Regions from separate parts of the Homo sapiens genome. Here region 2 is linked to region 1. Evidence: chromatin contacts called from ENCODE Hi-C or POLR2A ChIA-PET data. All regions are on one chromosome and are shown on one strand. The core of a region is the stretch at or near the end of the contact, and the rest is flanking DNA. Distances in the headings are between cores, read along the strand shown. Region 1 holds the start of IL17C (interleukin 17C). Region 2 holds the start of CDT1 (chromatin licensing and DNA replication factor 1).

Evidence for each region. Hi-C counts contacts between places; a loop is a spot of excess contacts on that map. ChIA-PET counts read pairs that join two places held with the same protein, here RNA polymerase II (POLR2A). Pooled maps may share reads with other maps.
Region 2: a pooled map shows a loop between it and region 1 (2.4-fold over the local background). The contact joins the promoter of CDT1 here to the promoter of IL17C in region 1. A Hi-C loop is called at or near these places in 2 of 37 single-sample maps with no recorded cell type and 4 of 50 pooled maps. POLR2A ChIA-PET finds 5 or more read pairs at or near these places in 8 of 52 experiments (AG04450, BJ, CD4-positive, alpha-beta memory T cell and 5 more).

The regions. Positions count from the first base shown.
Region 1 is chr16:88,637,229-88,640,841 of GRCh38, reverse strand. IL17C (interleukin 17C) reads right to left here and starts at 2,270. Exons shown (of 3, transcript NM_013278.4): 1 at 2,195-2,270; 2 at 1,533-1,861; 3 at 374-1,028. The coding sequence starts at 2,200. The coding sequence ends at 770. LOC124903755 (a long non-coding RNA gene) reads right to left here. Exons shown (of 2, transcript XR_007065181.1): 2 at 3,408-3,613. RefSeq lists an enhancer at 1-225.
Region 2 is chr16:88,801,482-88,805,165 of GRCh38, reverse strand. It overlaps CDT1 (chromatin licensing and DNA replication factor 1), which reads right to left and starts at 1,377. Exons shown (of 10, transcript NM_030928.4): 1 at 1,107-1,377; 2 at 499-621; 3 at 268-404. The coding sequence starts at 1,334. RefSeq lists enhancers at 1-829, 1,548-2,123 and silencers at 1,186-1,295, 1,376-1,615.

The sequences.
Region 1 (3,613 bases), core at 1,021-3,520:
CTTGGATGTTGATCCGAACCACGAAGGCTGGGGGCCCTGCCTTGAGCCGACAGCCCTGCAGTTCATCCTCAGAGACTTGCCTTGGGGGCCGAGAGGGTGCCCCTAGGCGCTCACATCATTACAAAGCATAGGGCTCAAGGCACTGCTTGAGGAAGGAGGCTGGTTCCTGTTCCCAGGGGTGTCCTCAGGGGAGACACTGTGTGGGCAGAGCAGGGACACCTGTGACCCCCCCGTGCTACAGCTCAGTCCCACCTGCATGCACTGCTCGCGGCTGCGTAGACCTTTCTGGAAGGACACCCCAGAATTGGGTCCATGGCTGGCCTGGACCAGGGCTGAACGGGAGAATGTCGCATTGAATGTTGGCCTCTGGGGATGTGTTCATCAGTTTAATAATACACGTACACTTAAATAATTGTTTAAGAAACAGGGGTACTTCCAAGGAGGTTGGGAAGAGGCAGCCTGCGGGGGCCTGAGGCCAGTGATAGGGTAAGGGAAGCCGGGAGCAGGACAGGGAGCCAAGGTACAGGCAGCCGTGTGACACCTTTTCTGCAGCTTTAAGGGCTGGAAGAGGTGCTGAGCTCCTTCTACCCCCAACTACTGAGGCTGGAGATGAGGAGAACAGTGGGGGGCTGTCCTCCAGACACGGGGAATGCCCAGACCCCAAGGGTAGTGTTGGGGGAGGCATATAAATAACAATAAATACACATAAATAGGGGGTGCCCTCTGGGGAGCACACGTGTCCAGTCTAGGGGCCCCACGGCCTCGGCGGTCACACTGAACGGGGCAGCACGCAGGTGCAGCCGACGGGGACGTGGATGAACTCGGTGTGGAAGGCAAAGGCCCCAGGTGTGGGGAGCCCCGAGCCGTCGCGGGAGCAGGGCCGGCGGCGCAGCACCAGCAGGCTCTGGAGCAGCCGCACGGAGTTGAGCGCAGCTGTCTCGCGGCCCGTCCGTGCATCGATACAGCCTCTGCACAGGCACTCGGCGAAGGCCAGCTTCTGTGGATAGCGGTCCTCATCCGTGTCCACACTGCGGGACGGGGTGCACAGTGAGTCTCTGGCCCTACCCTGTCCTCCTGGAGGCCCCTCTCCCCTCAGGGCCCCTCTCCGTGTACTCAGGATAGGACCTGAGGCAGCGAGGGCTGAGCCACACGGGCTTGGGGTGCAGTCGGGCTCACATGTGGTGGTAATCCACGTCTCCCCAGGGCCCTCCAAGAGCACAGAGCAGGGTCCGGAGGCCTCTAGGAGCCTCCCTTCCACTTCATCACCCAGCCCCACTTCTGCAGGAGCTCAGGTGACGGGCCCAGAATTTCCCCAGGGGACCCTGGCCACCTAGGACAGTGGGAGGCAGGGCACGGCCAGCCGCAAGCAGCAGCTCAGCCGTCCAGGTCAGGAGGGCCGGAGGGAGGGAGCTCAGGTGGCCACGCCCACTTGACAGGTGAGAACCACCAAGGCCCAGAGAGCTCTCCGGGCAGTCAGGGCCCCGCCAGGGGAGGGGCAGCCCCACGCCACAGCGGAATCCCCAGGTCCTCACCGGTATCTCCAGGGTGAGATGGAGCGCTGGTGGGTGTCTGCCTCCAACACCTCCTCCGGCCGCAGCACCGGGCACTGGGTCGTAGCTGAGGGCCTCTCGTGCCTCCCCCTGTGGCTTGCTGCCTCCAGGCTGGACACCAGGGCTACAGGCAAAGCCTGCCCCCACTTGGCACCTCGAGCCAGCAGGTGTGGGGGGGCCTGGCCGAGGGGCAGTTCCTCAGCCGAGTAGCAGTGTGGGGTACCGTGACTGTGGGGGTGCCCCCTGAGGGAGGGGTCATGGTGGGCCAGGCATGTGTGCAGCCAGGTCAGAAACAGGAGGCCGGGGAGGAGCTGGTGAAACAGGCAGGTGGGTGGTTAGGAGGTGCCCAGGGCAGGGGGCACCTCACTTCCACCTCAGCTTTCCTTGTTCCCAGCGGAAAGATGGAGTACAGCCCTCCCTCTATAGATGGGGAAACTGAAGCCCAGAGAGGCTAGCCCTTCAGCCCAAGACACCCAGCATGCCAGCGCTCCGAGGATCTGCAGCTGCCTCCCCTACCCCCAGACTGAGGGGTTTCCCAGACCCCATCCCAACACCCTCCTCCCAGGCTCAGAGAACCCCAGCCCTTCCATGCCAGGCTGCACATCCAAGCAGCATCCATCCGAGCGGCATGTGGAGAGGCTCACCGTCATGGTGGCGGCAGCGGGGCAGGCTGGGCTTGGAGCGGCCTGCACACCTGGCGGCAATCCCACAGGTGCACCTGGCCATGCACCTGGCAGCAGCCGCTCTTATACCTGAGGCCACACCTGGGGGAAATTCCGGCACCACTTCCTCCTCGGGAAGTGCCCAGCTGGGGCGCTTCTTCCTTCTCTGGTCCCCGCAGCCCCCGCCTGCTGTGCATCAGGACACAGACATGCAAGGAGGCCCCGGGAGGCGCTGTCCTGTTACCCCCCTCCCCCGAGAGAGACTCCGCCCAACCTGAGCACCTACACAGGGTGCTGCCTTGTCTGACATTCTCAAACTTTTTTTTTTTTTTTGAGACAGGGTCTTGCTGTCACCCGAGCTGGAGGGAAATGGTGCTGTCCCAGCTCACTGCAACCTCCACATCCCAGGTTCAAGCGATTCTCCTGCCTCAGGCTTCCGAGTAGCTGGGATTACAGGCACCCCCCACCATGCCTGGCTAATTTTTGTATTTTTAGTACAGACAGGGTTTTGCCATATCGGCCAGGCTGGTCTGAGGCTCCTGACCTCAAGTGATCTGCTCGCCTTGGCCTCCCAAAGTGCTGGGATTACAGGAGTGAGCCACTGCGCCCAGCCTTGAACCTCCTATAAGAGGGTTTCTGCTTGCGTATCCGTCAGCACCTTGCTGATTCAACTTGTAGGTTTTCATCTGGACCTGATGGTGGCGGGGCGCTTTTGCACCCTATACAGTTCTTCTCCGTCTGCTGCTGGTGGGTGCCAAGGGTGGTTCAGTGTTTTAGCTGAGATGGTCAAGATCAGGTGAGGCTCACGTGCCCCCTTCACCCAGGTGGGAGAGGTCCCGGAGATGGGGGAGGCAGGCACGTCTTCAGGTCTCTGTTGGGTTTCTGTGTTGTTTTTTTTTTTGTTGTTTTTTTGAGGCGGAGTCTGACTCTGTCGCCCAGGCGGGGAGTACAGTGGTGCGATCTCGGCTCACTACAAGCTCAGCTTCCTGGGTTCACGCCATTCTCCTGCCTCAGCCTGCCGGGTAGCTGGGACTACAGGCGCCCGCCACCACACCTGGCTAATTTTTTTGTATTTTTAGTAGAGACGGGGTTTCACCATGTTAGCCAGGATGGTCTCGATCTCCTGACCTCGTGATCTGCCCACCTCGGCCTCGCAAAGTGCTGGGATCACAGGCATGAGTCACTGCACCCGGCCTGGGCTTCTGTGGTTTTATTGAGAAAAAAGTTCAAGCTAAAAAGTCTGAGTTGGAGGTGTGAGGAGTGAGGTGTGAGGTGTGAATGAGGCATGAGGCGTGAGGCGTGAGGTGTGAGGTGTGACCAGCACACACAGGAAGCTTTATGTAAGCGGGGCCGGGAGCTGCCTTTGGCCTCCTTGATCGGTGAGGCTGGCTGGGGGTGGGG
Region 2 (3,684 bases), core at 128-2,627, 170 kb before region 1:
AGAGGCAGACAACACACCAATGCATCAGGAGCATTTGAAACCTGCCAGAGTCCCCGAGGCAGGAGCTGCCCCCCGCAGGAGGGACTGAGGGCACAGCGCCAGCAGTGCCCGGGACCTTTTTCTCAGGGGTCTGGGTCCGCGCCCTGGTGACCTCACCACCACCCTCCCTGGAAGGAGCAGACCTGGGCCTCTGACAGGCTCGCTGGGCCACGCCTGCCACCAACCCGGCCTTTGCCGGGGCCTCGTGGCCGCCCACCCAGCACTCACCATGGCTCCTCAGGGCGGCCCTCGGCCTCTGGGGTGCAGGACTCCCCAGCATCCTGGGCACTGGCCTTCAGCGCCCGGACTCTTGCCCCCAGCTCCCGGGCCCGTTGCAGGCATGACGCAAGCTCAGAGATGGTGTCCTTCAGGGGGATCAGGGGACACGGTGCCGTCAGGCAGGCAGGCAGGCCGGCACCACTCAGCCCTCCCGCATCTGCCCCAGGCCCCGCCCCTCACCTGGTCCTGCGCGGATGTCAGGTGGGGCGGCTGACCTGCTGCCGGGGTGGATTTCTTTATCTTCTGGCCCGGAGAAGGGCAGGCTGGGATGTCTGGGGCCTCGGGGGTACTGGGGCTGGAAACCTGGTGGGAGGGACCCCAAGGGTGAACTCATGACAAGACCTGGTGCTCCTGGCTCTGCAGAGGACCCCGAAGGATCAGAAGCCGCTCTGAGTTAACTGGGACGGGCATGGCTGGGGGGCTTAGGACTTCCCGTAGATGGTGGTCTGTGCTAAGGCCGGGGACACAGCCTTGCTCTCGTCTTCCGGGGCCGTTTCCAGGTCGGACCCCTGCCCTGGCCTCGCAGAGAAGCTGGACTTCCAGCCCCATCATCGGATCCCGGTGCAAGCCCCCCAGTGCCTCCTGCTCATCTCAGGAGCCAGCCAAGTCCCCAGTGGTGGCAGGGCGCCCCCAGGATCCCCCGGCCTGTCCCAGAGTTCCCTGCGCCCCGTCCCCCCCGCCTGTTTCCCCGCCCCCGTCCCTCCGCCTCAGTTTCCCCGAGCCCTGCCCCCCGGGCCTCAGTCTCCCCGCCCCCAACTCCCCGGCCTCAGTCTCCCCACGCCCCTCACCTCGTCCACCGACAGCCGCAGTCTCCTGCGGGCCGGTGGCCTGGCCTGGTCGCGTCCGGGGGCGGCGGGCGGGCGGGCGCGCTTGCGGCTGCCACTGGTAGCGGAGGCCGGGGCGCGGAGTGCGGGCCTGGCGGGGCTGGGGGTGCGGCAGGCCAGCTTGGGCGGCGCGATGCGGGGGGGCCCGGGGCGGCGGCGCGCGAAGAAGTCGGTGACGCGGCGCTGCTCCATGGCGGCGGAGTGCGCGGCGAAAGCAAGGAAAGAAGGAAGGGAGGAAGAGGCGGGCGCGGTTCCCGCCAAATTTCCCGCGGGCGCCCTGGCCCCGCCCCCGGCGCGGACCGAACCATCGGGGCAGAGCACGGGGGGAGGGAAGGGACGGGGCGCGCATGCGCGCTGGTGGGCGCGGGCACCGGCTTGGCCGCGCGCATGCGCCGACGTGCGGGCGTGGACTCGCCGGCGGGCGCCGTCGTGCGTGGGACTTTAGCGCGGTCTCCGGATCCCGCGTGTGGCTCCCACTTTTCAGGGCGTGTCAGTGGGGCCGCTGGCTTCAGGGTCAGAATGAGCGCAATCCAGGCAAACAGCAGCGCGCGCCTGACAAAACCCCGGCGCTGCCCGGGGGAGCCGAGGACGGCGCGGCCTGGGGGGCTGCAGGCTCGAGCTGGTAAAGGCGCTTCCCCCGCGGGCCGCACGCTCCTTATTTCTTTTTTTAAAACTATTTCTGGCTGGGCGCGGTGGCTCACGCCTGTAATCCCAGTACTTTGGGAGGCCGAGGCGGGCGGATCATGAGGTCAGGAGATCGAGACCATCCTGGCTAACACGGTGAAACCCCGTCTCTACTAAAAATACAAAAAATTAGCCGGGCGTGGTGGTGGGCACCTGTGGTCCCAGCTACTCAAAAGGCTGAGGCCTGAGAATGGCGTGAACCCCGTGGGGCGGAGCCTGCAGTGAGCCGAGATCGCGCCACTGCACTCCAGCCTGGGCGACAGCGAGACTCCGTCTCAAAAAAAAAAAAAAAACTATTTCTATCGAGGCGGAGATTACGTTGCCGGGTGGTCTCGAACTCCCCGGTTCAGTGATCCGCTCTCTTGGAACTGCCCCCTCCCAAAGCGCTGCGATCACAGGCGTGGCCTCCGCGATCCGCGTTGCTCGCTTTTTAAAAGGGTGGATTTGATATGTGAATTATTTCTCAATCAAGCTATTACATGGAAACGAAGAAAAGGGGCCGGGCGCGATGGTTCACGCCTGTAATCCCAGCACTTTGAAAGGCCGAGGCGGGCGGATCACCTGAGGTCAGGAGTTCGAGACCAGCCTGACCAACATGGTAAAACCCCCTCTCTACTAAAAATACAAAAATTAGCCAGGCGTGGTGGCGGGCGCCTGTAATTCCAACTGCTTGGGGGGCTGAGGCAGCAGAATCGCTTGAACCCGGGAGGCGAAATGGCGCCACTGCACTTCAGCCTGAGCGAAAGAGCGAGAAACTCCGTCTCAAAAAAAAAAAAAAAAAAAAAAAAGGAAAGAAAAGAAACTGCCTTTAGCATGGCTGAGGGCTGAGATTTTAAAGTTTTAGTTCTTAAAACCTATAGCGCTCCTATCTGGGAAACGGCCTAGAGCGCGGTTTATCTGGAGAGCCCGAGCCACAGCCACTCCTTCCAGAGACGCCAATAAGCAGGGCCAGGCGCAGCGCTGCGGAAGTCCCCCGCAAAGCAATGCGGGCCGCCGGGGCCTGGAGGCCTGCGAGGGAAGGGGACGCGGGTGGAGGCGGCCAGGGCTCAGAGGAGGGCTTCTGTTTTCCCATTTTCCAAGTTTTCTGTAAAAAGCGTGAATTGTGCCTATTTTTTTTTAAGTTAAAGGAATAGAAACCGGTTTGATGATGCAACTGGTGCTTGCAAAATACCTCAAAGGTGGCCTGCACGGTGGCTCACGCCTGTAATCCCAGCACTTTGGGAAGTCGAGGCGGGCGGATCACTTGAGGTCAGGAGTTCAAGACCAGCCTGGCCAACATGGCAAAACCCCGTCTCTACAATAAATACAAAAATTAGCCGGACGTGATGGCAGGCACCTGTAATCTCTGCTACTCAGGATCCCGCCACTACACTCCAGCAGCCTGGGCAACAGAGCGAGACTCCATCTCCAAAACAAAACACCTCAAAAGTGAGGACGTTCATAAGTGGGGGGATGGGGAGGGCGTGGTGAGGCATTTGTTTTCCATCTGTATATAAGGGATCAGCACCTAGACCTGTGTTTTGCAAGCAGCTGGTAGCAAATTTTTAGTGGGTCAAGAAATAAATATGGAAGACTGAGACCCACATTTTTTAAAGCTACGTTTTGTTGAAAAGTTTTGTTTTGGTACACGTGCTTTTTTTTTTTTTTTTTTTGATCACCCAGGCTGGAGTGAAGTAGCTTAGCCTCCACTCCTGGGCTAAAGGAATCCCCCTGCCTTGGCCTCCCAAGTAGCTGGGGCTACAGGCGTGAGCCACCACGCGTGGCTAAATGTTTGTTTTTTGTTTTTGTTTTTTTGTAGAGACGGCATCTCACCATGTTACCCAGGCTGGTCTCGAACTCCTGGACTGAAGCGATCTCC